Linked DNA regions of Homo sapiens: region 2 is linked to region 1. A link is a contact called in ENCODE Hi-C data. All regions are on one chromosome and are shown on one strand. The core of a region is the stretch at or near the end of the contact, and the rest is flanking DNA. Distances in the headings are between cores, read along the strand shown. Region 1 has its middle 5.2 kb from the start of LINC02777. Region 2 overlaps FGGY (FGGY carbohydrate kinase domain containing).

Region 1 (3,816 bases), core at 627-3,126:
GGGCCTACCAGTGAGTGGGTGTGGCTGAAGGCAGGAAGGGTAGGGCAAGGCTGGGAGTTAGGTGGGCCACATGGCCACATTGTGGAGGCCTCATGATCATGCTGAGGAGTTTAGACTCTATCCTGTGGATGATGGAAAGACATTCCAAAACATTAAAGCTAGGCAAAGTGGCTCACACCTATAATTCCAGCACTTTGGGAGGCTGAGGTAGGAGGATCATTTGAGTCCAGGAGGTCGAGACCAGCCTGGGCAACGTAAGGAGAGCCCCATCTTTACAAAAAAATTATTTTAAAAATTAGTGGGTTGTGGTGGTGCATGCTTGTAGTCCCAGCCACTCAACCACTCAAGAGGCTGAGATAGGAGGATCGACTGAGCCCAGGAGGTTGAGGCTGTAGTGAGCTATGATTCCGCCACTGTACTCCAACCTGGGCATTAGAGCAAGACCTTGTATCTAAAGAAGAAAAAGTAAAAGAAAAAAAAAGTAGTAATAATATGATCAGATTTGATTAGAAAGCTCACTGTGACACATGTGAGAAGAATGGACCAACAAGAGTGGGATCAATGAAGAAACTGGTCAAGGTGAGGCCCACAGAGCAGGGTGTGGGGGGATGGGGAGAATTGTTCTGGCTAAACCCTACTCACATTGTAAGGCTCAGCATAGACAACAGCTCAAAGAAGGACCTTTAATATGGTTAGGAGCTCCTCCCCAGGGACCCCTCTCCAATGCCCTCAAAGCAGAACCTGAGCTCACTAGTGGTTACAGCTATAGCTTTTAAGCCAACTTTATAAGCCATTGCACCTTCCTCCACTGCTAGTGAGTTGTGTGACTTTGGCCAAGTTGTTTATTCACTCTGTTGTCTTGGTTTCCTTATCTATAAGGTAAAGATACTAATATCACCTATCTCTTAGGGTTATTGTGATGATTAAGTGGTTTAATGTATATAATGCTCTTAGAACAGTGTCCAGCAGTGATTAAGCGTGCAATAAAAGTGGGCTTTTATTATCGCTACACCCATTTGCTATTGAGAAATTGTGTATTTATGGATGCACCTGACCAGCCAGGGAGCTCCTTAGGGACAGGTATCCCTGTGCCAGCAGAGGGCCTGGGACAGAGCAGGCCCTCAATAAATATTTGTTAAATAAATTGGAGATGTAGGGGAAGATACATTCAATGAATATTTAGGAATTAAATTGTGCATTGCTGGGTGATGGACAGAACATTAGGTAGAGGGTTCAGGGGGAGAATAAAATCATTCTGAGCTTTCTAAACTGGGACAAAAAGATGACGGTGATGCCATGGCTGAGACAGGGAATCTGAGAGAAGGAGTTGGTTCAGAGAGATAAGTAGCTAACCTGCCTGAGATCCAATCTTTAGAAATGGACAAAGCAGAGATTTGAACCCAGGTCTGTAAGAGTCCATGTTTCATAAACAAGTTTATGTAACCTTCATGTCTGTATGTCATTGCCTAGCACAGGGCCTAATGCAGTAAGTATTTAATAACATATGTCAAACGAGTAGGTAGATGCTTAAGTAAATGGTTCTCCTTTGTAGATGCCAGGGTATTATGGTTGCTTTTCTTTTCAATGGTAAATAGAAGTCTGTGAAGACAAGAGAAAAAGAAAAGAAAATCTCCATTAAAGATTAAAGAAAGAGGAACTAGTAATCAATATTTCAAATGAATGAACAAGAGGAGCCATCATCCTTCTTCTTCCCTTTTTCTGACACATCAGGACATTTTTTAAATGATTTCCAGCTTCATAACATACTCTTGCAAACTGCTAGGAAGGATGACTAAAACTACCCACCAGGAAGTTTTGCAAAGCCCAAGCCAAAAAAAAAAAAAAAAAGTGATATCAAGGAATCTAGGAAACAGGAAAATGCCTGGTGACAGGGAGACCAGTCATGCAGGCTCCTCTATACATGATCCCCATTTCAATCACCACCTCCTCAGAAAACAGATTTCTTAAGTCAAAGTGCTTATGGAATTGGCACCTGAGCGTTAGGGCAGGAAGAACTGTCTACATAGTGCCTATTTGAAATTAATAAGTTCTCCTTCAATACAAGTCTGGGTAGCAGAGCAGCAATAATAATAATTATTATAATGCCTATAATTTATTGAACGTTTCCCTCTAAAAACTGGTAAGTACTTTATGCACACTATTTCATTGAAACCTCGCCAAATCCTACAAGAAACATACTGTTAGCACCATATGAAAGACAGGAAAACTAAGCCTCAGAGAGGTTAAGTAACCTGACCAAGGTCACTCAGCAAGTAAGGTGATATAAACCCTTATTCATGGATAAATTTTCTCCTTGACTCCTTTGAATTTGGAGCTGTGCATGGTTTAACTTCATCCAAATAATCCTAGTTGAGGCATGGAGCTCACATTCTAACTCCAGGGATGACAAGAGTATCTCTGCTCAAATGCCTTTTGCCAGTCCAAAGAAATTTGAGAAGTGTTGTGCAAGGATCAAGAGACATGGATTCAGAGAACTGGGTTCCAGTATTGACTTTGCCACTTATTGCTTGTGAGGCTTCTGCTGAATACCTTAAATTCTTTGGGTCCCATTAGTTTCTTAGTTTTTCCTCCTTCCCTTTCAACCCTCCTGCCCAGCACACACTCTGGAATATGAAAGGATTTATCTCAATGATCTCTCAAATCTCTTAGGAAACTAATTTTTTGTTTCAATAATTGTATCTTTTCTAATAAAAATTTTCTAGTTAAAAAGGGATACAAACGTTTTAAAGAGAAACATACATGTTAAAGAAAAAGCAACACATACTTGTTAAAGGATACAAAAGAGTAGAAAGTAAAATGTTTCTTTTATACAAGTAGAGTTATTGCTAGAATTTTAAATTTAGAAAAAACTATTAAAGGCCGGGCACGGTGGCTCATGCCTGTAATCCCAGCACTTTGGGCTGAGGAGGGTGGATCACCTGAGGTCAGGAGTTCAAGACCAGCCTGACCAATATGGTGAAACCCTGTCTCTAATAAAAATACAAAAATTAGCCAGGCATGATGGCGGGCACCTGTAGTCCTAGCTAGTTGGGAGGCTGAAACAGGAGAATTGCTTGAACTCAGGAGGCAGAGGTTGCAGTGAGCTGAGATCACACCACTGCACTCCAACCTGGGTGACAGAGTGAGACTTTGTTTCAAAAAACAAAAACAAAAACAAATTTAAAAACTATTAAAGAAGGTTGATAAAGCTTTAACATTTAGCAACAACAACAAGCATGTTTGAACACTTCTTGTCACTTTCCTAAATATTTATTGACTTTCCTTTTGAAAGCATTTGTATTGCATATCCCCTTTCCAATATTCAGTGTTAAGGCTTAACAAGTCCCTAGGAACATTTTTATTCCTTTGGTGACTGAAAGTAAAATAAAGCAAAACCAAATCTTCTTGGGGAAATTTCTGTCCAAAATAATTCACTCCACAGCCTCTAGTTAAGAGCTTACTGTTCTCACGACTTGTGCAAGGAGATGCACAGAACACAATGTGGTCTAGTTGAGGGGACCCAGTGCTCAGTGGAGACAAAGCCAAAGAGGATCTGTGAGTGAATGAAGGTGAGTACCCAGTGCTGTGGGAGTGCAGATTAATTCTGTCACAGAGGAAGTGACAGAGGCTGCGTCTTGAAACGTGAACTGGAGTCCAACAGATGGCAAAACCTTGGGAAAGCAACCACTTAGACAAGCTCTTGTTTGGTTACCCAGTGCTAGAGTGACAATATAATTTATTTTCCAAATTATGGTACCTGATAATAAAAGGGGAACTATTGGCAATTATGTCAGGACAATGGGTGTAAACCAGAAC
Region 2 (3,816 bases), core at 878-3,377, 810 kb before region 1:
AACACATAAGTTCATGCACATATATCACACAGATGGTGGTAAGTACTAGGGAGAAAAAAACATCAAGTAGGGCAAGGGGGACAGAGAATGGTAGGCGTGGAGCAGGCAGTTTGTATAGGGTGACTAGGAATGGCATCTCTCTGATAAAATGACATTTGAGCAGAGATCCAAGGGAATGAGGGAGTGAACAATGAAAAAATCAACGGAAAGATGATTCCACACGGAGGGAACTGTAAGCTTGAAAGCCCTGAGTTGGAAGTGTGCTCAGTGAATGGAAAGAGAGCAACGAAGCCAGACCTGCTGGGGCAGTTTGGGCAAGTGGCAGAAGGAGATGAAATTAGAAAGGGAGTGAGCACCAGGCCAGGAGGGCTTTGCAGGTCCTGAAAAGAACTAAATAAATGAATGAATAAATAATATGAGTGGAAACTTCCTCCTAAAGTTTATTCTAGGTATTCCAGCCTTTTTTTAAAAGTCATCCTTCATAATATACCTCCCTCCCCCAGGCAGGCACAAGTATTCATCATAACAATAAGAAAATCAATCTTAGCTGCAATTGTTACAACAAGACCCTCTAGTCTCCTGGAAGATGCCTAAGGCATGTCATCTCCTTTCCGAAACAAAATTTGAGTCTGTTTCTAGACAGGCAAAGTGAAATGAAGGCTTGAGGCCAATTTTTCACATAATTTAATATATACATATATAAAACTCACATATGCCTGAAATCTTTAGATAATGGAAAGAAAAGTGGATTTTCCTCTCTTCATTATTAAAGTAATTGGCTCAACCTCTCATTTCATTTTGCACATGTAGGCACAACCGAGTCTGTAATTAGTTTCAAACCACCAAAGTAGAAACAGAATAAAACCTCAGCTAACTGAAGGACCTTTTTTTCCCCCTGACATACTTGGCTTTCAATGGCTACAGGCATAAGGCATGAATCCGAAAGCAAGATCATGACTGGGACTTGCTTAAAAAACAAAATAACTTGCAAAGCATGCATTGGGTGAGTTCACTATGAGCCCCTTACCTGTTGCCTTTTCTATCTCTATTTTCAGTCCCACATAATGAGAGAAGGTATCCTGAATGATGATGAAATCCCCAGTAATCAGAGGAGAGACCCCAGGCTCATTGCTGGCATGCTAACAAAGGCACGAGAACACTCACCTCTTACAGAGATTTTTACCAATGAGGAGGAAATCACACCACTTTGCTCTGACCTTGACTTTAACAAGAAAGTTATATAAAGGCATTCTACTACATGGGAGTAAATTGTCGATCTCTCAATAGTGGGGACTTGAACTTAAAATATTTTGGTTTATTTAAGGGTGATGCATGCCACACTCAATCACAGGTCATGTCTTTTTGGGGATAACCTCTCTGAACCTCAGTTTTTTCATCTCTAAAATGACAATTATAATTTCTGCCAACTTGCAAGGCCCTTATCAATATTAAATGAAAGAATGTTCCTAAAATGCCTAGAACAGTGTCTGGCCTATAGTAAGTGATTAACATGCACCGCTCTTTTTTATAAACATAATTATACATCCCATATTTGCACTCAGCATGGATCTGGAGAAATGCAGGCTCTCGATAAATGTTTGTTGAATAAATAACTGTCTGAATGAAATGTCTCCAGAAAGTCTTAAAAGATACTTTAATAATATTTAATATAATGCTGATAATAACTATCATTTATTGAGCATCTACTGCTTGTCACATGCTGTGACATATGCTCACATATATCATTTCACAGAATTCTCATGATTACCTAGTAATGTGGGCCTTTTTTAGCTCCATTTTACAAATGAGAAACCGAGGTTGAGAAAGGTTAAGTAATTTCCCTAGGATGACATGGCTAGCAAGTGGCAGAACTGGATTTTTAACTCATATCCTTCTGATTCCAGAGGCCATGCTCTTAACTGCTGTAGCATCCTGTGCAGTATTTAAAACACTTAAAAAAAAAAGTTCTGTTGACTTCTTTGTTAAGAAAGACTCAATTAGGGTGAAGAGGTCTTCCTGCTTCTTCCCAGAATAGCCTCATCTTGTTGGATTGGCAGCTCCTAGGCTAGGAACAGGTGGGACCAGTAAAGCTGCCAGGGACAGGCCCTTGAGAAGGTGGCTGAACACACTGTCCAGTCCCTTTCAAAGTCTAGTGGGGATGGCTCTCACACAGGCTGGCAGGGTGGATCCTGGGTGTTGAGCTGGGGTGTGACCTTGAACAAAAGAGGTATAAGTACCCCAGGGGCAAAAGTCAATTGTTCTGAGAAGGAAGCTGGTGAAGTGGTCCTGGGTGCCAGTTATAGGGGGGTCAGGAAGCTAAAGCTAAGGGCACTGGGAGTGGCCATGAGCCAGGAGGCCAGGGGCTGAGAGTCTGGGGGAAAGTAGTGAAAGCCTCAGACAGGCTGCAAGCAATACCACGCTTGGCAAGGGGCCTTTGTAGTGCAAGGTCTCTGACCCCATGGTATACAGCGGGGAGTGTCAATGTGTAGGTGAAGGGGTGGTATGGGACAAATTCAACCTCAGAATGCTCCTCTGGGTAAACTCACTTTGGAAGAGGGACAAGTGACAAGCTTACAAAGAACCATCATCATATCACCATCCCAGGAGTTGGCAGAGGGCAAGTCGCTAATGCATGGGTGTGCCTGCTATGCCACTGGTGGTAGTGGAGAGCCTCACATGCTTCTATCTGGAACAAGTTGTGTTTAACAAACATTTGTAGAGAGCCACCCTCTGCCCCATGCCAGGCTCTGTAGGAACTGCAAGAAACAGAGGTTAGGAACTGGTTGGTGGCTCTCCTGGAGGGAGTCACCGTCTAGAAGGCAAGCCCTTTATTACTACCAACCACGAGCTTGGCTGATCTACCTCCTTAGTTTTCCTACTGAATCAGAGAAGCCTTATATCTATCATAATAATGTGTTAATAAACAGGAGGAGGTTTATGGTTGTAAAATGCTTTCACACCAACAGGAGGCAGTGTGATCTGATAGAAAGAATGTCTGGATCAGAATTAGGAAGACCTAGTTCAAATGCCAGCGTAACAGTTTGTTTAGTTGTTTGATCTTTAGTCAAATCCCTTATGGTCTTGGACCCACAGTCTCATCATCTGTAAAACTGGGCTCGTAACACCTATCCTGTTTTCTCCTGAGAGGTAATGTGACAGTAAGTAAGAGCATGGACTCAGGGGCCAAACTGCATGGGTTCAAAGTGTAGTTTCTCTACATACCAGCTGTGTGACCATAGGTGTGTTACTTAACCTTTTCTGTGCCTCAGTCTCCCCAGCTATACAAAGAAGATGATAATACCCCCAATCTAATAGGGTTTCTCTGAAGACTAAATAAGTTAATATATGTTAAGCGATTAGAAGAGAAATTAGAAAGTGCTGGCACACAGAAATACTTAAGTGCTATTGATGGGAAGACACAATATATTGCATAACTCAATCAGCATATAATTCTTGCCTTTTCCGTCCTTCTTCACATAGTGCCAGTAGCCGTGAGACTAGGACTTGAGCCTAAATCTCCATACTTCAAGTCTTATGTCCCTCAACTATGACTAAGTGGTAAGACTTAAGCAGTGCTGGTCATGGCCTTCTCAATCTACATGTGTGCCTTCTCTTCTTGGCATAAGTTCTTCAGCCATCCCAAACCCAAGCTCTGGGTGTTCATCCCAGGATTGCCTCTCCATCGAATATCACACTTCTGGGTTCACACGATTTCCTCCTTCCTGTCTTTCCCATCCGGCCTTTGTTGAAAGAACTGATCCTTTTCATTATGGTATCCTATGCTCTAAACCATGCCATAGCTGCCCATTGCCTGTG

Evidence for each region. A loop is a pair of places that touch in the nucleus more often than their neighbours do. Pooled maps may share reads with other maps.
Region 2: a map of body of pancreas shows a loop between it and region 1 (2.9-fold over the local background). The contact joins two enhancer-like sites. A Hi-C loop is called at or near these places in 7 of 168 maps with a recorded cell type or tissue (IMR-90, body of pancreas, heart left ventricle and 2 more) and 11 of 50 pooled maps.

The regions. Positions count from the first base shown.
Region 1 is chr1:58,907,396-58,911,211 of GRCh38, reverse strand. No RefSeq gene overlaps it. Among named protein-coding and RNA genes, the nearest start is that of LINC02777, 5.2 kb to the right of the region's middle. Within about 2 kb of position 1,876, at least 3 of the 41 ENCODE cell types and tissues checked have a DNase peak (open chromatin) inside an H3K27ac peak, as active enhancers do.
Region 2 is chr1:59,717,407-59,721,222 of GRCh38, reverse strand. All of the region lies in intron 14 of FGGY (FGGY carbohydrate kinase domain containing), which reads right to left. Among named protein-coding and RNA genes, the nearest start is that of MIR4711, 14 kb to the left of the region's middle. Within about 2 kb of position 2,127, at least 6 of the 41 ENCODE cell types and tissues checked have a DNase peak (open chromatin) inside an H3K27ac peak, as active enhancers do.